Regions from separate parts of the Mus musculus genome. Here region 1 is linked to region 2. Evidence: chromatin loops called from intact Hi-C (ENCODE). Cell type or tissue: gastrocnemius. All regions are shown on one strand. Links, peaks and the distances in the headings refer to the core of each region. The heading gives the core; the rest is flanking DNA.

Region 1 (11,767 bases), core at 3,593-6,092, 90 kb after region 2:
TCTTTCTATCTTCTCTGGGTGCCACCTGTTCCTGAGGGCTGAACCTTTGCCATGGTTTGGCTACCAGAAAAGCCACCCTAAGGGCAGAACTTAAGCAGTGGGGACAATGTGGCAGCTAGAGCTACAGAGAGGTGGGGCCAAGGACCAGCCTTCAGGCTAAGAGACCTTGGGATGTTCTCAAGAACAGCTGCTGACTTCCTTTTATCTCCTTAGCCATCTAGGAATGGGTTCTCTGTTGCCTAAAGTATCTCATGACCCAAAGTTCATTTTTAAAGTCTATAGATACTATATAATATACATACTATTATATCATTACATAAATAATATGCCATATATATCATATAATATTATATAATAAAAATTATGTTATGTTATATATTATATGTGAATAAGAATGTTATTAGATGTTATTATATGAAAATATAATATTATAGAAGTTAAATTACATATGTAAGAATATGTGTTATTGTATGTTATTATATGTTATTACATATAATATAGAAAATATATTTTTTATATATTATATAACTACACATTTATATATAATTATATATTTATATATGCAAATATCATATTATATATATATATATATATATATAAAATTTTGTATGTATGGCTTGTTTTGCCTTCATGTATGCACCACACGTGTGCAGTGCCTTGGAGGCTTCAGATACCCTGGAACTAGGGTTACAGATGATTTTGTGGGCCGCTATGTGGATGATAGGAATGAATCCTGATTCCTCTGCAAGAGCAGCAGCACTCCTGACTGATGAACCATCTCTCCAGCCCCTAGTTTTTTTAAAAACATTTTTAGTGTTTATTTAGTAGGGGTAGGAGTTGCACGTCTCCTTGTACAAACACAGGTCAGAGGACAACTTGGAGGAGTTGGGTGTTTCTTTCAACCACGTGGGTCCTGAGGATCTGGCTCGGGCTGTAAAGCTGTGAGCAGTACACACCAACTCATCCCACCAGTTTCCAAAATCTATTTCTGAAAGCACATGAAGAAAGCTGAGGAGACGGCTCAGTGAGTAAGGCACTTGCTTTGCAACCTGAGGACCAGAGTTTGGTCCCCACAACCCACAGAAAACTAGACATGGTAGAGCATCTGTTTGAGACAGGGTTTCCTGTAGACCTGGTTGGTCTGGAAGTTAGCTGTGGAGCTGGGTATGGCTACAGATTCTTGGTCTTCCTGTTTCTGCCTCCCCGGGGTTGGGATTACAGACATGCTCCATTGTACCTAGCTGAACAGTTTGCTTTTGGGGTTGGGGTGAGATCCTCTGGTTTCATAAAATAGAAAATCTAGCCCATTCCCCACCCTGTGTAAGCACACAATGGTATTTATCAGAAACTAGGTTGAGCTTCATAGCCATAGCTGAAGGTCAGAGAAACCATCAGAAATCCTGTTTCTATCTCAGCTCAGTTCTGTGGTCCATCACATGTGGGCCTTAGTCTCAGATCTGACCTCTCAGCCCAGATCTCATGACTTCTCACATTCAAGTCTGGAGGGACAAACAACTCCATTATTACATTAACCAGAGAAAACACCCTTGGGTTTTCTAGGCAGGCTTTGGCTCATACTCTGTTGCCATTCCCTGACTAGCCACTGTCACCAGACAGGAGGACTTCCCCCAGGTGATTGGATCTTACTCTTGCGATTAACCACCAGCACCAACACAGAGGTCAGCGTTAGGCAAAACACATGGTTGGCAGTAAGGTAGGCAATCCTTCTAGAGCTAAATCAGGTCACAGGAAGTGGGCAGCTAACAACAGATGTTCCCCCCCACACACACACACACAACTTGCTTAAGAATGTCCCAACCGACATTCCTAGCATTGCGACCCTTCACAACAGGTGGGGTTCACAGAAGACCTTGTTTATAGTGACAAAGAATTCCCTTGCTGCCTTTGCCAGACTAGAGTCAGAAATAGTTCCTGTAGGGTCTTGTTCCTCTTCAAGGAGGCTACACTTTCTTTGAATAGATGCTTTCACAGTATAAATAAGAGTGGGACAATAGTTATTACATCTACTAAACAATCATGTAACTCGCACACCTTGTCCTTACCACTAACTAGCTCATTGGTTCAGTTCACCTAGGGACATGTAAAAAATGTCTGGAGATAGTTCAGGCTGTCAAAACCTGTGGGTGCTACAAGGTAGACACCTTAGAGGCTGAACACCCTGTGCTGCACAGGGAGGGCCCTGTCCCCAGCAAATAGACACTCAGCCTACAATGGTGATGCGATCCAGAACCCCTAGCCAGGCTGCTGATGTTCTTCTCATTTTTTTTTTAAGGGGCACAAATGAAGCTTGCCAAAGATATGCAATTCGACCTGGATTCTGTGAGACAGGAAGGGGTGGGCAGGAATGTCCATCCAAAGCCCCTGCTGTCATCTGTTGATTATGAAGCTTGAGATTAGACCTCCATGCCCTGCTACTCCACTCCACCCACTGCATATCCTGGTTCCGTGGGCTGAAGGCCTCAGGAATACGGGTGCTGCTGACAGAAGCAGATAGCTCACTGGTGCCTCATGAGACAGTACCCTCCACCCCCTCATTAGAGCAGGGTTTAGGAGAGAGCAGAGGGCCCATCTTTGAGGGAGACTTATGGGTGACTGTGACATTTAGTGGGATGAACACATAATACCCTGACTTTTTGCTCTCTGTGTGTGTGTGTGTGTGTGTGTGTGTGTGTGTCTGTGTGTCTGTGTGTGTGTGTGTGTGTGTGTGCTTGAAACAGACTCTTATTTTGCAGCCAACTGCAACTGTCAACACCTCAACTTCACCCCCAGTGAAGAACCCACGTCCTAAACATGTTATAACCTCTCCCAAACAGCACCACCAATGGGAGACCCAAGTGTTCAGATTTGTGATTTTTGGGGGGACATTTCTCATTCAAACCTTTGGTAGGCATCCTGAACCACAAGGGAACTTCAGGGAAACAAGACATAGGCTAGAAGGTAACACAGGAACCAGATTCCTGGCTACACCATGGACCCGACAGGAGTCTGCCACAGGGCCACCCATAGACTTTGATGTAAGAAAAAAGTGAAATTTTGTCCTTGCCCAGGGAGTGTGTTTACATTATTCTATGTGGATGAGCCTCATCATAACGGTCCATCAGCCATGGAAACACTCGGCAAATGTTTGAGAAGAATGCCTAGAGTGTACACTACCCCTGAGGAAATGAACACTGCCGGTGGGTGGGGAGCCATGGAAACAAACACCACAGAGGCCTCCTCGGGCACTTTGTGGTTAAGCACGCAAGATGACTCATGTCGCCTGTCCCCTTTCTTCCTTGTAGCACGTCCATTGTCTGCTCTTCCTGACTCAGGGGATCCCCTCTCATCAAGGTCTTCTGTCACAGAGACTCCATCTTCCCAGGGTGGGTGCCACATTGTCATTTGAAAGTGGTTTTAGTGACTGGGCACCAAGAGGCAGCAACAGAGAGAATTCCATAAGCAAGAGCCTCAGAGGAAGTAGATGAAGAAATGCAGGGAGTCCCTAATGCTTTGGCCATTGGTCTGCTTGCGTTTTCAGCCTGGAGGGAAATAGACTGAGAGGCTTAGCTCTGGCTAATAAACTTGGAATTGAAGAATGTCACTTAGTTGCATGCCATTGGCCAAGTCACCTGGATTCATGGAGTGTTGTTTCTCCAACGAACATAATAAACCAGTAATAACTTTCTGTAACCACGCTCTGGGCCACTGTTGTAGAACACTGTTGTCTGGGCTAACACGCTTGTAATCTTGAAAATGGAGAGGCTGTGATTCCATGTGCGAAACCCACACAACATCAGGACCGTTAACACTCCCTTTAGAAGGAGTAGGGGAAAGGGCCCTGTTTCCCACCTAAGATTTCAGTCGCTCTATCTTTCCTGCTCCCGCTCAACTCTATGTGATCTTGGGACTCAAGCTTGCCAAAGTTATGCAACGAGTCCTTGGGATTCAAGGACTCATTGAATCACCTTTGTGAGCTTCAGTGGATCTGCTTTTAAGTCACTCACCATCCTTCTAAGTAAAATAATAACAACAACAATAATAATAATAATAATAATAAGAAGAAGAAGAGAGAGAGAGAGAGAGAGAGAGAGAGAGAGAGAGAAAGAAAGAAAGAAAGAAAGAAAGAAAGAAAGAAAGAAAGAAAGAAAGAAAGAAAGAAAGAAAGAAAGAAAGACATCAACTGATGGTTCCTTCTCTGGGGTGTCCTGATTAACTCTTGTGGTTGTTGTTGTTTTTATCAACTTGACACAATTCCTGGTCCATCTAGGGAAAGGAAACTTCAGTTGAGAAAAATTCTCCACCAGATCGGCAAAGCCGGTGGGGACATTTTCTTCACTGATGATGAATAAGAGAGGGCCCAATCTGCTGTGGGCAGTTCCAACCCAAGTGGGTAACCCTGGGTTTTTGTTTTTGTTTTTGTTTTTGTTTTCTTTCAAATCAGATTAAAGCCACTGTGAGCAGGCCGGTAAGCATTTAGTCTCTGCCTCAGTTCCTGTCTCCAGGTTCCTGCCCTGTGAATTCCAGCTGTGATTTCCATCAGTGATGAACTGGGACCTGGAACATGGAAGCCAAATAAATCCTTTGCTCCAGAAGTTGCTTTTAGTCGTGATGTTTTATCATAGCAATAGATAGCAAACTAGGGCATGGGATAAAGAGAAATACTTCCCCAAATTCTTGAAACTGAGATAAATAGTGGACGATGGCCTGCTACAAAATAGAAGCTTGAGTTACACTTCTAGAAACTTCTCTCTGCCTACACATGCTGCCAACCAGAGCCATGATGCAACAGAATGGCCACCTGGGCTTTGGGCGGATGCCCAGCCACTGCTCTAGGAGAGCAGACCTTCCTCTCTTCAGCCTTAACACTTCCTTCCTTTCCTCTTTTCTTAGCCTGTTCCTGAACAATTGCATTTCCTACTTCGTATTCCACCCCACTTTAGAATGATAGCAGTCAAAATCCCCACAATCCCTAGAATCATCCCGTCACACAGTCAGCCTCAGTGGAGTCCTGTATGAGCATCCCAAGTCACAAGGGCATTCTCAAGGTGACACTGTTGGTCACGCCTTCTGGTGGGTGAAGCCTTGATGTGATTGATCAGTTGTCTTTAAGGGAAAAGTACAGGGTACTTGGAACCTGATAGGCTATGCTGGAAAGATGGCTTACAAACACAAAGTAGCCCACATCCCAGGAGAGTTCTACAGAAGCTATTAGTGCCAAGCTGGAAAATGAACGACCCAAAAAGCAACTGCAGGGCAGTGGAACTGGATCCCACAGTTTTCTGCCTATGAATTGGGTTCCTTAGAACTGCTGCGGGGTGGGGAGGGGTTTCCTGGAAATGATGTCAGGGAGAAGTGGGTGACCTCTAGAGGAAGAGAAAAGTGAAGACCACACAAGCTTGATGGCTGTTGAGAAGCCTTTATGGGGAGGGAGCTTTATTTGGGATAATCAGTAAAAGCAACCCAAATGAAGTACAAGAAGAACCTGTTACATATCTAGGTCTGTGGAGGCAAGAAACAAATATGCTCTCTTCTTCTTCTTCTTCTTCTTCTTCTTCTTCTTCTTCTTCTTCTTCTTCTTCTTCTTCTTCTTCTTCTTCTTCTTCTTCTTCTTCTTCTTCCTCCTCCTCCTCCTCTTCCTCTTCTTCTTCTTCTTCCTTCTCCTCCTCCTCCTCCTTCTCCTCGAACCAATGAACAGCACTCTTTTCATTTAACAGCACATCCAAACCCAGTTAAGAACACTATTAGGCACCAGGCAGAAATGAACAAAAGCCAGATGAAACAGAGTAAATGATAACCCTGTGTTGTATGTAGCCTTTCTCAGCTCATGACCCTGGGTGAATGAAACCAGGGGACTAAATTCAAGTAGATTCCCAAGTGCTTGGGAGTCTATAGCAGATCCTGAGTGAGTTGACAGAAGCCATCAGAGCAATCAGTGGGTCATCAGTAAGAGCAGCATCTAACACTCCACCTGAGGGTCCTCTTTGAAGGTAGACTGACCCTTCTACAGGGGTTGCCTAAGACCATCAGAAAATCAGATATTTACATTACAATGAATAGCAGTAGCAAAATTACAGTTATGAAGTAGCAATGAAAATGATTTTATGGTTGGGTTTCACCACAACACGAGGAACTGGATTAAAAGGTCGCAGCATTAGGAAGGCTGAGAACCACTAATGTAGAGCCTCTGTTGGGTGGCACTGTAAGAGAGACATCAAGGCAAGCTACAGGATTCAGTGTGACAAAGTGCCCATGGTTGTGTCCCTACACAAATGATGCCATTGGCCTCAGTCTGCAGCGGCCCAGACTCTCGACTGAAAGGGTAGAGTCCTGGATCCATTACACCATGATAAGGTTGGACAAATGACTCACGATTTCAGTTCCCTCGTCTGTGGACAGTGGGGACTGATGGCATCTGACCTCATGGGTTAGACAAAGGCACATAAGAACTATAGGGACACACCAGGACAGAGATTAGCTGCTGAGTTTTTTCCATCATGGTGGTGGGTTCTGTTCTTACTGCAGCCCTGAACTAGTAATGCTGTCATTGGGACAGGAAGGACAGAGCTGTGTCAACAAAACTGCTGAGAAGGCCAGAGCTGCAGCTTTATTTGGACTTGGACCCAGGCCCTAGGTCCTGATCTAGCCTCTTTCCCTAGGCCCATTGGAATCTACTGGAAACACAACTCCATTGGGGCACAAACCCAAATATAAAGCAACGTGCCACTCAAACACATCAGTGCCTTTTACTCAGCCAAGGAGAACAGGGCTCGCAGAAGCAACAGGCCAGCAGGATCTGCAGTGGAACAGACAGGCAGGCCCTTCACCCCGCCGTCATAGCTTTCTGACCTTCAGCAAATGACTTGGCTTCTTTTAATCTGGCAAGAAGTGTTTCATGATAAAACAAAACAAAACAAAACATCTAAGGCTTCATATGAAGACTGGATGCTCAAAAAACATTAGCCATTCTTGTGGCTACTCTTGCCTAATCTCTAGCTCAGTCTACTGTGCACATTTGTTAGCTGTTATGCTTTGGTTATAAAGTCTCTCTCCAAAAGGCTCATGTGTTAAGAGTCCCCACTCATGTAAAGAGATGGGACTTAGGGGGAGTGATATGATCGCAAGGTCTCTTACATCAGTGGGTTGCACCATTCATTGATGGATTCACAATCTGGTTGGCTTTATTGGGGAGGCAGTAGAAAGCTGGAGGTGGCACCTTGTAACAGGCCCGCAGACCTTCCTTAGCACAACTGAGTCCACGATGGAAGTACCACTCAGGCCACAGAACTCAGCATGTAGACAGCACCACCTGCCAAAACTAAAGCAAAGAACCAAAGTCTTAGTTCTAAGAAAGTCTCTAAGTGTACTAACCTTGCTTTTTGGCTTTTGTAGTTCTGTTTTTTGGCTAACCATTCTTGCTAACTGAAACATGTCAGCCCAGGGTATGGGTTTTGTGCTTAAAAGCTCATCCTGCGAAGGCTTGGAACTACACTGGGATTCCAAACACCCAATGTAACCACCAGCTGGCTAGTTTTTTGTTTGTTTGTTTGTTTGTTTGTTTTTTGTTTGTTTGTTTGTTGTTTTTTTTTTTTTTTTTTTTTTTTTTTGGTTTTCAAGACAGGGTTTCTCTGTGTAGCCTTGGCTGTCCTGGAACTCACTCTGTTGACCAGGCTGGCCTCGAACTCAGAAATCTGCCTGCCTCTGCCTCCCAAGTGCTGGGATTAAAGGCGTGCGCCACCACTGCCCGGCTCTAATATTTCTTTCTATTGGCTTAAACATGCGTCTGAGCAGTCTTCTCTGTGGATGCCCCGCCACAGCCTCACTGGAGGAAGCCTTCCAGCGGGTGTGTGGTACTCTGAGGGCTGTGCCCAGTTCCTGCCTCCTTACTTGCTCCACCATGAGATGAGCAGGTCTCCTTTGACATGTCCTTCCGCCATGATGTTTTTACCTTACCACAGGCAGAGACTGAGATCTCTAAAACTATGAGCTGAAGTTAGTCTTTTTTCCTTTTAAGTTGTTGCTTCAGCTGTTCTGTGGTGAAAAGCTAACTGGTAAATGAATCCCTCAGTTCCAATTGTTTACTTCCTCGTGGGTGTGGTCAGGGATGCGTGAAGTAAGATGAAGTTCACCACGGTCTTACAGTTTAGCTCAGGCGAGGTGGCTGAGATTCTCTTTCTGTTGGTGTGTTTCTTGTTTGCACCAAGCAACTGCTGAGACAGTCTCCTCAGAATCTTCCTGAAGTAAACTGAAGGCATGTCACTGCCTTTAAAGGAACCAGACATGACCCCCTCAACAAAAGGGCGGACCGCTTATAAAAGAAAACATTAATCACGCATTTTATTTACAGAGGCAACATGACAACAGCATTAGGTAATGTTTAATAGCAGCTTTATTGCCATGTAATTTACCACCCTTCTACAGAGGACACTTCGATAGTCTGTAGTCACTGAGTCCTGCAACTGTCACCATCAAACTCAAGAGTATTTTTATACTTCCTCAAGAAGAGTGTCCATCAGCAGTCATTCCCTATTGCCCCCCCCCCTGCAACTCTAACATCTCAGCCTGCTCTAAGGAATTATGAAGCTGCTTTCTGCCTCTAGATTTGCCTTTTCTGGACAATTCATATAAAGGGAGGCATAGTCCACCTGGCATTTGGTGTTTGGCTCCTCTTCTTATAGTAGAATGTTTTCAGGATTGATCTAGGTAGTAGCAGGAAGTAATGTTTAGTTCATTTAATGGCTGAATTATATTCTGCTGTAGGCAACTAATAGTTTGTTCATTCATTTGTCAACTGGTGGACATTTTTAGCTATTACAAATAACGCTGAGATATATATATATATATGTATTAGTCAGGGTTCTCTAGAGTCACAGAACTTATGGATAGTCTCTAGATAATAAAGGAATTTATTGATGACTTACAGTCGGCAGCCCAATTCCCAACAATTGTTCAGTCGCAGCTGTGAATGGAAGTCCAAGGATCTAGCAGTTACTCAGTCTCACGCAGCAAGCAGGCGAAGGAGCAAGAGCTCGAGCTAGACTCCCTTCTTCCAATGTCCTTATATTGTCTCCAGCAGAAGGTGTAGCCCAGATTAAAGGTGTGTCCCACCACACCTTTAATCCCAGATGAAAGGCGTAGCCCAGATTAAAGGTGTGTTCCTTAAACTCGGAGATTCAATCTTCTGGAATCCATAGCCACTATGGCTTAAGATCTTCAAACCAAGATCCAGATAAGGATCTCCAAGCCTCCAGATAAGGGTCACTGGTGAGCCTTCCAATTCCGAATTGTAGTTCATTCCAAATATTGTCAAGTTGACAACCAGGAATAGCCACTACAATATATATATATATATATATATATATATATATCCATGTGTGAACTTCTGTGTGTCCAGTTCTTTGGGGACATAGATGAAACATTAGGGCTGCTTATGTTGTCTACTGGAATAACTGTCATGGATAATTAATTTGGTGCATATCTACCATTAATGGTGCGGTTACTGGCTAGAACCACAATGAACTGAGCACGGAGCACTTTAGGACATCACACAGTTGTCATTCTGTGCTCAGCCCTTTGAGAGAGTGCCATGCTGTTTTCCAAAGGCTGTGACACTTTTGTTCTTCCCTCGAACACACAGGCACTCCAGCTTCTTACCCAGCACCTTTGTCAATATGTATTACTGCCTGTCCTCTTGATCATAGCTCTCCTGGTGGCTAGCCAGCGGGTCTTGAAAGAGAAAAACTAATTTCACAATTGCTTCTTTGCAGTGATTAGAGCCGTGCCTGGCGCACAGGAGATGGTCTGTCTGTATGTGACTGTTATGTAAAGGAGAAAATACATTTGTCATCTCAGTGTAAGCATTTCCGTTTTATCTCGTCCCTGTATAGACCACCTATACACGGTTATAGCTCTATTTACATATATATTTGCCTTCACCATCATTAACATTTAAAATACCCTGATGTTTCCACAGAGCCTTCATAATTATTATTGGCTTGGCTCACCTAATAGGCCCCATAGTGGAAGCAGAATAAACCAGTGGATGGTTGGCTTCCTCTAATGTTAAATACTAGAACTATATTTAGCAAGTTAGGGGGCGGGGATGGGATGGTTATTTGGCAAGGCTTTTCTGAATCTCAAATGGAGATAGGGTGGGCAGGTAGAGAGGGCAGACAGAAAAATATCTGTGTTGAAGTTATCCAGAGAAACAAAACCAATACGGTATATTTCCTGATAGGAATTGGCTTATGTAATTCTTGAAGCTAGAGGCTCCCAAGTCTAAAACCTGGTGTGTGGGTGGTAGGCTAGCGACCCGGAGCATCTGTCATATCGTGGGCGTGGTCAGTTTGCTTCTCTCTCCAACAGACCAGTGGTTTTTCTTCTAGTCGAGCCTCCCAGTGACCAGATATGGCCAATCCAGACTCTGGGGGGTAAACTTTACTCAATATCAACACGACCCTCCAAATCTGTATGTAAAATTGGCTATCCCAGCCAGGCGGTGGTGGCGCACACCTTTAATCCCAACACTTGGGAGGCAGATGCAGGTGGATTTCTGAGTTCGAGGCCAGCCTGGTCTACAAAGTGAGTTCCAGGACAGCCAGAGCTACACAGAGAAACCCTGTCTCCAAAAACAAAAACAAAAACAAAAACAAAACAAAACAAAACAAAAAATTGGCTATCCCAATACCAGAGTGAATCCTTGGACCCTCTTTTAGTTTCATACAATCTATGGATAATTTTCCTGAGCGTCTCGCCTGCTTCTGAACAACACTTTCTAAGCCTCATTTCTTACAGACTAAAATAAAGTGAAGAGGGTAAGAGAGGTCAAGACAACAAAGACCACGAACTCCGTATGACACTCAGATTTTAGACAGTAAGATGATGATGGGCACCTGCATCCTTCAGTGTCCCAACACTGCCCTTTCCAGAGGTTCCCATCTCAAATCCAGATGTCCTCTGAAAGCAAGGACCATATCTAAGCCTCTGACAGCAGCTGGCCTCACCAGTTCAGGTCTCAGGGATCTGATTCTTACTTTGCTTCTAAATGTTTCCAGTGTCCCCACCGTGTGTCTATAGGAGGTTTTGTGCAGGGCTTTGCATCTTACTGAAAACACTAGGGGCCAGAAGGGCTGTGTAGTGGAGTAATCCCAGAGACAATGGATTAAAGAAAAATTTTAGCATGCCATTTAGGAATTCCTGGCTGCTTCTCAGCAGGAAGGGGAGGCAAAACAAAGTTTCTAAACATCTCTCTCTCCCTGGTACTGAGCACTTGAGAAGCCTCTTATCTTCCTCTGTGAAATCTGCCCCGTTTCTAGCCCTCAGATCTCCCGAGGAACCAGCAGACTGCAGGCTGCAGGGCCTGGAGGGTCTAGTGACAGAGAGGCTGTAGATAAGAGAGGGAAAGTTCTAGACAAAATGGCGCCTGTGTCCAGTCCCTTCGAATGGTCATCCCCAGTCAATCTTTCCCTAACCTTTCCAGCTTGATTTCCAGCCGGGCTCAATCAGACTTCTTTTCTAGAAATACCTTACCCTGATTGATAGAATTCCATCACGTCATCTGCCCTTTGCAAACTGACACTACCATAGCCGTGGTTGCCATGCTTTGGATATGTAATGGGCTCTTTCACCCTTTACATTTTTGTTTATCTGATATAATACTAACATATAAGAATAATTGAATTAATGTATAAATGTTCCACAGAGAAGGTTGCTTTTGCGAGGTCTTTGGGTTTTTCTATGTACGTGGTAACAGCAGCTTTCTTAGTGAGTG
Region 2 (11,767 bases), core at 5,339-7,838:
GCCTACAGAGGACATAGCTCATTCAAACCACCACACCACGCAAATACACCACGCTCTTTGCTTCAGCAGAGACGTCCCACAAGCTGCCCTTTCTGTGGGTAGAAATGGCCCTTCTCCCCTGGGTCATCTCTACCCTTCAGGGCTTGGTTTTAAATGCCACCATTGGCCACCCTGACCAAGTTCTTTCTTGTATTTTGCAAAATTCTCTTCTTTTTCTTCTTACAGATTGAATGTGTGTGCACATGTGTTGCATGTGCATATGTGTGTACGTGTGTACATGCATGCATGTGCTGATTCTCATTATTTGCAAATTCTATATTTATGACTTTATCCCCTCTCTAAAATTTGTCACTCTGAGTCAATACATCATGCACTTTTAAGGTCCTTTAAGTGTTGGCCCAGAGCAGAGGAACACGTGCATCCTCTGACATATGTGTTCCTGACTAAACCCAACAAGCAACACTCAGCTTTCCTGATCTTGCACTCACGTTGTCACACTGAAACCAGCAACCTTGCACAATCAACTTGGTGTCCTATTTTCCCCTTCTCTTGCCTTTTGTGTGGGTTTCACTGTGTGCTTCAAATACCCCCCATATTCAGTGCCCAAAATGTTTCTATGTCCAGGAAGGCTATGCTACACGTAGGAGGGAAAATATGGGTGTTAGGTATGACTTATTTAAGCATGAATTGTACTGCTGTTGGCCATGAGTTCAGTGTCAGCGAATCATTAGAATATATAAAATAAGGCCTCTTCAAACATAAACACATATGAAATAAGCTCATGTGTGGGTTGGCCAATGAAACTAGAGGCTCATGGGAGTCCAACCTGCTGTTTTCCCCAGAAGCAGTGGTTTATTAGTTGCTAATTAGTTCCTGTGATTATGTCACCGACTATAACAGCTGCAAATAATGGTAATACTCTGTGTTTTTATTCATCTTTTTAGAGCTAAGATATCATATAACACAACTTCATGGCCTAAAGCAGCCACAGTTTGTCTACATTACACAGGGAAGCAGGAAGCAGTCATTCTGGAGGCTAGATATCTGAAATTATAAGGTACCACTACAGACAGACTTCCTCCATCGGCTTAAAGGAAAATCCCTCCTTGATTCTTGCCAGTTTGCTGACAGTCCATGTGTAGTGCTTTGAATTAAAGTGGCCCCCATAGGCTCATAGGGAGTGGCACTATTTGGAGGTGTAATCTTGTTGGAGTAGGTGTGGTCTTGTCGAAAGAAGTGTGTCACTGGGAGTGACATGCTTTAAGCTTTGCGGTTTCAAATGCTCAAGCCAGACCCAGTGTCACTCTCTCTTCTGCTGCCTGCCAATCCAGATGTGGAACTCAGATGACTGTCTGTGCACCTTTATGGTGATAATGGACTAAACCTTTAAACCTGTAATCCATCTCCAATTAAATGCTGTCCTTTTAAGAGTTGCCATGGACTGGTTTCTCTTCACAGCAATAAAACCCTAACTAAGACACAGTGATGCTCCTTAGCTCGCAGCCCTGTCTCTGTCTTGGTTATCACTTGCCATCTGGCCCATGTTGACTTTGTGGTCTCTTCTCCCCTCATGTCTTAGTTTATTTTTCTATTGCTGTGATAAGTACTTTGACAAAAGCAATTTAGGGGCAAAAGAGTTTATTTTAGCTTACAGTTAAAGGTCCAGTCTATTATGACAAGAGAGTCGGGGGAGCAGGAGCTTGAAGCAGCTGGTTGTGTAACTTCTTCAGTCAGAAGAGAGCAGTAGGATGCAAGGACTTGAGTGCTCAGCTTGCTTTCTCCAGGCTGGTACAGTCCAAGAGCATAGGGCATGGTGCCACCCACAGTTACCGCTTCATTTAACTTGATGAAGATAATTCTTCATAGATAAGCCCAGAAACCCATTTCACAGGTAATTCTAGTGCCTGTCAAGTTGACAGTCAACACTAGTCATTACACTTATAAGGACACAAGTCACATTGGATTCAGGGCCCAATCTACTCTTTGCAATTAGCTCATCTTAACTAAATACATCTGAAAAGACCCTACTTTCAAATATGTTTGCCTTCTGGATTCCTCTAATAGACTCGAATAGCAGAAGGTGGGGTGTAGGGGAAGACCCCATCAGTGAATTCAGTAAAACTGATGCACATGTACATATGGTTTGTCCATTAACTCTTTTTTTTCTCTCTGGTTAGATTGAAAGACCCAGGAGGCAAGGAATTGGTTTTCTTACTCATCTTTTAATGTCCAGTGCCCAGGCCAGTCTGATCCATGGTATGGGTTCCCTCAATATTTATGTGAAGAATGAATGAGTTTCAAATCTTAGAATGTCCAAGCCATTGAGTCTCTAGGATTAAACTCTCAGAAATCCTAGGTTCCTGGTCACCAGTCACCTATTAGGTCAAGCAAGAAGATACTAAATGGGTAGGCTTACTGCCTCAACCATCCCCAACTCCACTCTAACCATTATTGGGTGTATATCTGTAAGATAAGTTCTGTTTCTATGGGGAAGATGGTTCAGTAGTTAAGAGCATTTGCTGCTCTTCCAGAAGTCTGGAGTTCCATTCTTAGCACCTATGTCAAGTGACTCAGAGCTGCTTCTAACCGCAGGTCCAGGGTACTCTAACAGCCTCTTCTGCGCTCCATTGGCATACACACAGGTGTGTGCATATCCACACACTCATAAGTAAAGATTTAAAAGTGAGGAGACACCATGAGTTTAGACCCCTATTATATACATAAGGAGCAGGTCCTGAGCTGTGAAGGAGACTGCCTGTGGTCACCACCTTGTGGGGAAGAGACAAGGCTGAGACTCGTGTAATTGGCGCCTCACATGAGAACCTTGGCCTCTGCTCCTCTCCTGCCAAGACATCCAATGTGAGGAGCCTTTAGAATTTGCCCTTTCTGGGACCCTGTTCTTCTACCCAGAGCAACTTCTGAGAGAAGCAATGGAGCCTGTGGTATGTGCCCCTTCCCCATAGCTCCTAAGGGCCCTTTGTGCCAAATTATGTGGACATTCCCCAGGCCTATTTTAGACAGATCCATCTGCCAACAGGTCACAAGCCTTCGTGTTCCCCTCTGAGCTGAGTGAGATACACTGGCCTCTCTGCTTGTAAGCACACCCTTTACTTTCTTGGAAACTGAAGCCAAGCAAGGGAGGGTAGGCTCAGAGGCTCTGGATGGAAGGGGTGGGGTGAACTGTCAGAGGAAGGGGTCTGTTTTGCAGACCTGGCTAGAGAAGAAAAAAAAAAAACTGCACTGATTATCTCCCAGGCCAGCTGCAGAAACAAAGGCCTCGGCTCAGCAGCAGGTTATAAATAGCCCAGAGTCCACTCCCAGCCACTTGAAAACAGGGAGATTTTTTCCTGTGTTAGAGGAACAGGGCTTTAAGCTATGCTAGCTCTTTCCACATCTCCCCACCCCCGAAGGGCTGTGATTTAAGTCTTAGCACCATTGCTGGGAGCAAGGATCGCACTGCCCCGATAAACAATGATTAATTCATTGCCAAGTTCAAAACAGAAAAAAAAGTAAAAGAAAAAGGCATTCCTTTGGAAGCCTTCCCTTTCATTTGGCACAGACACTGACCCATGAGACCAACAGGGCAGTTTCTCTGCAAGCTCATAGCCCTGGCTTTTCCTGGGTCCTCTCTGGAACTGGATACACAGGGATGGAGACAAGGCAGGGTGTACGGAGACTGGAATTGCTAACGTGGGAGATGGGAAAGAGCAGGTATGAACTTGACTGTGTACTCAGGTGCTCTGAGATGAACAGATCCAGTGTGGGGGATGGTACTTTTACATTCACTCTAGAGGGCAGCCACCCCATAACTGAAGAAAATGAGGAGTCAGGTCTCAGTGTGAACATCCTTGACACCACCCCCACCCCCACCCTGGACCCACTCACTGCGACCCAAAGCACCATTTATATCCACCCCTTATCTGACCTTCACAGCAACTGTTGTGTTTTTTTACTAAGATGTGCCCACTTATTATTTTAAAAGCTTAAAATTTTCAGGGGGAAAAAAAAGACATAAAATGCTAAGGCTCTGAGACAGTCACATTTGTGCAAACATCTTTTCTTATTGTACATACAGATGGATTTAATTTACCTAAAATTATGGCCTTGGAAAGAGGTAGACGGAACGGGGCCTGGAGAGGTAGCTCAGGTGGTAGAGTGCTTGCCTTGCGTGCATGAAGCCCCGGCATCATAAACTGCCTGTGGTGGTGCATATTTACATTCTAGCACTCAGGAGGGCCAGAAGTTCAAGGTCACCTTGGTCACCAAAGCAAAATGTAAGCCAGCCTGGGATACATGAGACCCTGTCTAAAAGAGGAGGGTGAGACATTCAGCTAGGTACCTGAGGAAGGTTTAAATCGGGAATTATGGGTGTGGGCAGAGTTAGGAAAGGCAGCAAGGACTCCCGAAGAGCATTGCCCAAGAGCAATGGACAAAAGCTGTAACTGCTTGTGGGGCTGAAGGGCAAGTGATGGAAACAGAGCTTGCTGGGAACTGTAGCCTTAGAAGAGACACAGCCAGCCCTGGCAAGCCAACAGAGACGGTACTAGAGGAATAACCACCGCCCTTACCTCACGCTCCTCCCATACCCCAGCTACTGATGCCTCCTGCTGACCAACTTAGTGGGCAGGGAGTTAGAGTTGGCAGCCAACACCTCAGTAGGGTAGGCAGGAGAGGCCAGCATGAAGCATCCATTGTGCCCACTATGATCCTGCGTTTATTTTCCAGTGGCAAATCAAACCATGTCTAACGCATGAATGAGCATCATCAACAGTATCTCTGGGTAGATGGATATGCAGCCAACTCCTCACCAGGGATGTAGGCAAAGCTATGCTGAGCAGATCTGAACATAAAAAACATCCTTGTGCACAGAAGATGCGCTTATTCTCATTTCTCTTTGACACACTTTAGAAACTGAGGCAGGAGCTAGAGATTTGCCTCATTCACATAGAAGCAATGTGACTTCACAGAATTTTTTTTTCCCTCACCAACGGACTGCTTTTAGAATCAAAATAGGAAAGAATAATGAACTCTTTAGTTTTGAAGAAAAAACAAACTTTTTCTTCTCCTGAAAGTCCCCTCACCCACATGGCTCTGAACAGGTGGGGGATGGCACTAAGGGACAAGGGTACCTCAGGTCCGGGGACAGAGTCTGGGAAAAGCCGGGATCATAGTTTAAGGGACAGTTGTGCACAGGGAAGAAGCCAGCAAGGACACAGGGAGAGGAGGAAATGAAGGCTTCAGAGAGGAGCAGAGAGGGAGACATTATTACACCATTACACTATTACAGTGGCTTCACAGCCGCTGCCTGGAAAGTTGGAAAGTTCTCTAGAGGCCTTCTGTGGAGAAGAAAGGCTTGCACGGTATCACAGCTGGGAAGGACGTCAGACAGAAGCTGGTGGGAGGCAATTGGCACCTATGCTTCTCAGGCGGGTAGGACCTGGGACGAGGTAGGCTCATTCAATACACACTTCTTTCTTGCTGGAAAATCAGGGAGGCGAGGACAAAATGCTTTGTTCGATTTTTGATATTCAACAAATATTTACTGAGGTATGGGTACACAGGAACTTCAACAAGATAATTTTCCTGTTTTCCAAGAAATCAGAAAGTGCCACGCACTTGAAGTCAGGTGATGGGTGAGTGAGGGCTTCTGGGAATTGCTTGGAATTTTGTCTCTTTTGCTGGAACATTCTCGTGTCCTCTGCTCTTGCATCCTCCCACCCCTCCACCCCATCCACTCAGTACTGCTGAAGTTAATGTGTTCTTCCCTCATCTGTGTCCCACAGCGCCCTTCCCACGCCTCTCTCAGACATGATCCCATGGCATAGAGCAAGAGTTTAGAGTTTCAGAGTCCCATGGGCTTGGTTTCTATGCCTCCTCTGCTCCTCCCTAACTTGGTATCTTTCCACCTCCTCACCTGAAGAATGGGAGCAACACTGCCTCCCCAGGGGTGCTGTGAGAATGGAGTCATCATCAGCATCCAAAGGGTAAGGCCCACAATGGAACACACTGGATGAGGAGGAAGAGTTGGATCAGCCAGAGGGAAGAGTACAGCAGATACCCACCCTCGGCCCAGGAGTGAGACATGTACTGGACAAGAGGCAGGAGGAGAGATGGAGCTATCAGAATACATTTCTGGAACTTTCTAATGGTGGGGCTATGGACAAGCTGCTGGCCTCTCTACACTTCAGTTGACATGGGAAAGAGAAGGATAAACAGGCCTCTTCTCACAGAGATACTGGCGAGGCTCTTCAGGGAGAGGGCAGAAAAATTTCAAGTCTACCAAGGAGCCGGTGGCTGCTGAGTCTCCCTTTGTCACTCCTGCCAGCAGCACCCCGTTTGGCTGGGTTGCTTTCCACGAGGTGAGCCACCTTGGAGCTTCACAATCTAGGATTTCCTGGATCTGGAGCCTAGGCCAGACAGAGGGTTGTCCTCCAGCGCACGAGGAGCCGGCTGTGCTGATTCCAGGGCCCTGCAGAGTGCCCATCTGCTGGGTCTGCCAAGGCCAGAGCAATGAGGTGGAGGCCAGGGAAAGTGTCCCGGTGTCTGAGCTGGATGCCAGGCTGGGCACGGACTTGCTGCTTGCCATGTTGTCCCCACAGGCGCCGCCAGGCTGGCCCTTTCCCTAGAGTAGCCACGGCCTTTGGCCTAGGTTGTCATGGAGACAGTCTTCCTCCGAGGCCCCGGCTTCAGTCTCTGGCTCTCAGCTTGTTCTTGACAGGGAGTCCTCCCCTCTTGACAGGGATTCCTCCCCACTTCCCCAGCTGATTTATTTCTCCCAATAGGCAGCCTCTTGCTTTCAGTCATTCATTCAGTCATTCATTTATTCTGAGGATAAACAAATATGGGGTGCCTCCTACAGGCCACACTCATGTCAGGTGACCAGATACAAAAGTCCCGACTCTGTGGAGACTATACTCTAGTTGGGAAGATAGACAACAGACAAGTAAGAAATACATATAACACAAGAACAATGATATAGAAGTGACATTTGAGCAGAGGCCGGCAGAGGCAAGCAGCCATATTGGTGTCTGGGAAAAGACCCTTCTGAGGGGGATGACAGTGGTGTGGAAACCTCACATCTGAAGGGGCTGCAAGGTCTGAGGAGCATAAGCAGCCGGGAGGGTCCAGTGCAGGGGACGAGGCCGTGCTGGTACTCAAGGCTTTGACACCCAGAGTTCTGAACAAAGCCAAAGAGACTGCATGTCATATTCAAAGATGTGGAGAGTGCTCCCACCGAAGGAGTCAAAGATGTGGAGAGTGCTCCCACCGAAGGAGTCAAAGATGTGGAGAGTGCTCCCACTGAAGGAGTCAAAGATGTGGAGAGTGCTCCCACTGAAGGAGTCAACAATATGGAGAGTGCTCTCACCAAAGGAATCAAAGATGTGGAGAATGCTCCTACCGAAGGAGCCAGGCCCGGAAAGGGGGTGCCACGATTCCACTTGAAAGTTTTAAGGAGTGCTGGGAAGAGGGATGAGGGAGTAGGCACGGATAAGGATAAACCGGAGCTTAGACAGAGCTTGTTGCTGTCATCCAAGACAAATGAGAATGGCTTGGAGCAGGGTGGCAAGCGGGTAGAACAAGCGATATGCTTGGCAGACACGGGCTGTGGAACCTCTCGCTGCTAAGCCGGAAGTGTAAGAAAATGCACTTTCTAAAGGATGACTCCAAGACTTTTAAGCCCAATCAAGTGGGGACGGTTCCTCCTGGGATGAGGAGGAGAAGGGAGGGGAAGGCATGTGGATAGGATTGAGAGCTGGGGCTGGCGAGATGGCTCGGCAGTAAGGCTGTTGCACGACCTAAGTTTGATCCCCAGGACCAACATGTTCTGTGGGGATCAGAAGACATCTTTTGAAAGTTGGTTCTTTCCTTCAACTTGTGCTGTGATATGTGCAAACTCCAACATCACATAACTAATACAGTAAATTCTTTTTTAAAAAATTCAGTCAAGTTTTAATGATGTTAAATTTAAGGTGCTAAATGGAGAAATGCTACACTGTAGCCCATAAATATGCACAATTCTGCATTCATTAAAAAGAAAAAAGAAAATTAAGTGGAAGGTTAAAGAGGATAGAAATACCCACATCTTAATAAAATACTCTGCTTTTAGATTTATTTTATTTTATGTGCATGTGTGTTTTGCTTCATTTATGTGCACCATGTGTACCTGTGGAGGCCAAAAGACAGAGTCAGATCCTATGGAAAAAAACTCTGGAGTTACAGATAGCTGCGAACAATATTGGGAACTAAGCCTGGATCCCCTGGAAGAGCAGGAAGTGGTCTTAACCACGGAGCCATCTCACCAGCCCCCCCCCCACACACCTATATTGCTCTGTTTGACCCTAAGAGTCAAAATGTCACGTACAATCCTTTTACCCTTGCCTGGCAACGAGATGCTGCAGGTGTGCTTATAGCTGAGGATCCTATGTTGGAGAGACTGGGAACCATCTGAGTGGAGCTAAAAAACAGAAGACTTCCGTGGCTGAAGCCAAAGGAGAAACAACTACAGAATATCCACAGAAATCAGACGCTGCCTTTCAGCTATTCAGATGTCCCCCCTCCCCCTCTCTCTTTTTACTTTTTATTAGGTTTGTGTGTGTGTGTGTGAGTTTCACATCATGCACCCTAGGCTCATCCCTTCATCTTCCCATCCCCTCATATTCAGCCTTTGCCCTTGCTTGCAACCTTCCCTGCAAAATAAAACACACACACACACACACACACACCACCACCACCACCACCACCACCACCACCACCACCAACACCAACACCAACACCAACAACAATAAAGCCTAGAAGACATCTCATTGTGGAAGCTGCAGTGTATCCTAGTGTGTCCCACATTGTATCCCTCTGTCCACACATCTTCACTTGCAGAAGTTCATTGCAATGAGTCATTGTCTAGTTTGAGATCTCTGGATTCTATGACACCAGCTGTATCTGGGCTTTGCTACTTTGTAGGTTTTTCTTTTTCCCACACTTTATCCCCCACCAAGGTTTCACCACCTGTCACTAGATAGGAGAGAAAGAAGGATAGATGGGGAGAGAGAGAGAGAGAGAGAGAGAGACCCCTGAATCTAATTTCTTTCTTCTTGTTTCTTCTTTGACCACAGGTACTAACAAACCACAAACAGCCTCCCTGAACAACCAACTACCAACCCCACCTAATTGCAGAAACTACCTGTAGCTGGCAAAAGTACATCTCTGCTAGAGCACAAGCTAAATCACAGTCAACCACTGAGGACAGGCTGAAGCAGCACCATATCCCATACTTGGGATTAAAACAAAGACACATCCTTATAATATTTCTGTTTTGTTTGTTGTTGTTGTTGTTAAATATTTATTTGTTTGTTTGTTTGTTTGTTTATATAAGTACAACTGTAGCTGTCTTTGGATCAAAAGAGGGTGTCAAATCTCAGATGGTTGTGAGCCACCATGTGATTGCTGGAAATTGAACTCAGGACCTCTGGAAGAACAGTCAGTGCTCTTAACCACTGAGCCACCTCTCCAGCTCCTGTTGTTGTTTTTTAAGAAACCAAAATTCCAAAACTGCCACTACACCATCAGTATTGGATCTTCATTCAGACTTTCTTTAGTTATCCTGTTGTTGCCCTGTGTCATAGAAATTTTGCAGCTTTGGAACAGCAGGACTGGCCATTTCTTGCATCCTAACCATTCACTGATGATATAGATTTGGGGGTGGACCGATTCAGAGCCCTGGATCTGAGCCTGGGTGGTAGCTGAGCAGGTCAGCCCGACAACTTTCCCTTGTTTATACCACCAGAGCAAATTGCTCTGTGCAGCTGGGCCACCCAATGCCACCCACACCCACACTCAAGCCAGAGTCAGCTCCACTGTGCTACCCAGTCACAGTACAGGCCCCACTGTTCTTTCCTTTTTAAAAGTATCCTCGAAATTGTAAAATTGTGAAGTACCATTTTATAATTCTACCTAGTCTACAGTGTGCAGTGACCAAACTGGATAGTGAGTGTTTCTATCTCCTTTTACCTTTTATTAGATTTCCAATTTTTAAATGAATGCAGAATGATACATATTTATGGGGGTCTGGTGTGACATTTTCTCATTTAGTACCTTAAATTTAACATGATCAAATTTTGACCATGGAAGCTGGGGACTATGGACCAGGAGATGTGGTCAGCCTCTGGAGGCTTCTAGAACGTACAGAAGGCTAGGAAATGCTATCTCAGAGCCTCAGAGAGGAACCTTCCCATGCCCGTGTTCCAATCTCCAATTTCTAAACTACAGAACTGGAAAACAAGAAACCTCTGCTGTTTAAACCACTGATTTACAATGTTCTTTCTCAATAGCGATAGGAAAGCAATACAAGAAGAAAGACAGCAGCTGCCTGGGCACTAGCCAGGCCTGTGTAAGATGGGTGAAAACTCCCCAATGGCCTGCATAAGGCTGAGGTCACCGGACACTTTGACCTCGGTAGTTTAGTGGGGAGGGAAACATATTGGAGGATATGGTGGAGAATGTGGCAGGAAGGAGGTGTGGGGTTGGGACTGAGTCAATCTCTGGAAAGGATGTGTTAGGAAAAAGAAGTAGACAGAGGTGGGTGTGGGCTTAAGGAAGCGTTTCCGATTTTTGCTCAAGATAGAAGATATTCCTGCATGCTTGTATGCTGAGAGGAATGAGCCTGGAGAGATGAAGCTAAAGAAAGTGGACATCAACATTCTCCCTATAAGCTATGCTCTCTACCCATCTGCCTCCAGGGCCAGATGTGAGAGACCCACAAAAAAAAACCCATACCTTAATTCAACCTTTTGCAGAATGCAGCTCTCTCTCTCTCTCTCTCTCTCTCTCTCTCTCTCTCTCTCTCTCTCTCTCTCTCTCCCCCCCCCTCCCGATGCAAGAGCCTCACCAGGACTCTCTTCTCTCTGGGTTTGATTGTGGGGCTCAGGAATCTATTTTCCCCAGAGCCTGCATTGCAGGGGTTTCAAGGACTGGCAGACATGTTTGTGTACACACACACACACACACACACACACACACACACCCCTGCGTGGTCACTGAATCTCTCTTGTTCTTTGTGCTTCCCAGCTTGGTGGAGATGACAAGACAGAGAGGCCATTTGATAAACGTTTTATGAATGATGGGGACCACCACCTCCACAGAAGGGTCATCTGTTCTGCCCGAAGCAGTTTATTCACCTTAAGTGTGATTTCGAATTGTTTCAATTCTTCTCACTTTTGAGGCTAGAAAGGTGAGGCCTAAAGAGGTTAGACAACTTGTCCATGCTTGTGTGTCTTAAAGCGAGAGCACAGGCAGCCCACTTCTTACCCAATCCGTCACCAGTGGTCCATGACGGCTGAAGGAACAGAGGCCACCCTGGGTGACCAGTGCTTCGGAAGCAATGGCCCAATTGGAGCCCGTGATGCTGTACTTAGGATTACCCAGGACGTGGGCTTCTAGGTACGTCCATGAAGGGCATTTCCAGAGAGGGTAAACTGAGAGCTTAAGACCCACCCTTGACAACGTCATCTCATGGCTGCGGTCTTAACTGAGTAAGATGTATAAGGACAGGCAAGCGCCAGCTGTCACTGCACAGACAGTTTCTCTGCTGCTCTCAGAGACCTAGCCATCACCTGCGTCATCCTCTGCTATCACCTGCCCCGAGGCCAGGTGCGCCAGGTGCGTGAGGGGGATGAAAGCACACGCTGCCACAGCAGCTCTCACTATGGCCTCCATGTTCCCTCTCTGTCCCCTCCACCCCGTCTCTCTGCATACTCTGTCACTATGCTCTCAT

The links. Peaks named below come from ENCODE experiments on the same cell type or tissue, not always from the same donor. Only the 100,000 strongest peaks of a DNase experiment are listed, where the experiment ranks them.
Region 1: a loop joins it to region 2, with 3.0 times the contacts of the local background. A loop is called at or near these places in 2 of 42 quality-filtered maps.

Annotation. Positions count from the first base shown.
Region 1 is chr15:59,097,605-59,109,371 of GRCm38, reverse strand. No RefSeq gene overlaps it. Among named protein-coding and RNA genes, the nearest start is that of Mtss1, 21 kb to the right of the region's middle. In gastrocnemius, for the core only: no CTCF peak of the experiment used is centred there; a DNase peak (open chromatin) is centred at 4,808; H3K27ac peaks cover 287 bases.
Region 2 is chr15:59,189,456-59,201,222 of GRCm38, reverse strand. No RefSeq gene overlaps it. Among named protein-coding and RNA genes, the nearest start is that of Gm36617, 51 kb to the left of the region's middle. In gastrocnemius, for the core only: a CTCF peak has its summit at 6,617; DNase peaks (open chromatin) are centred at 5,961, 6,518 and 7,063; H3K27ac peaks cover 1,174 bases.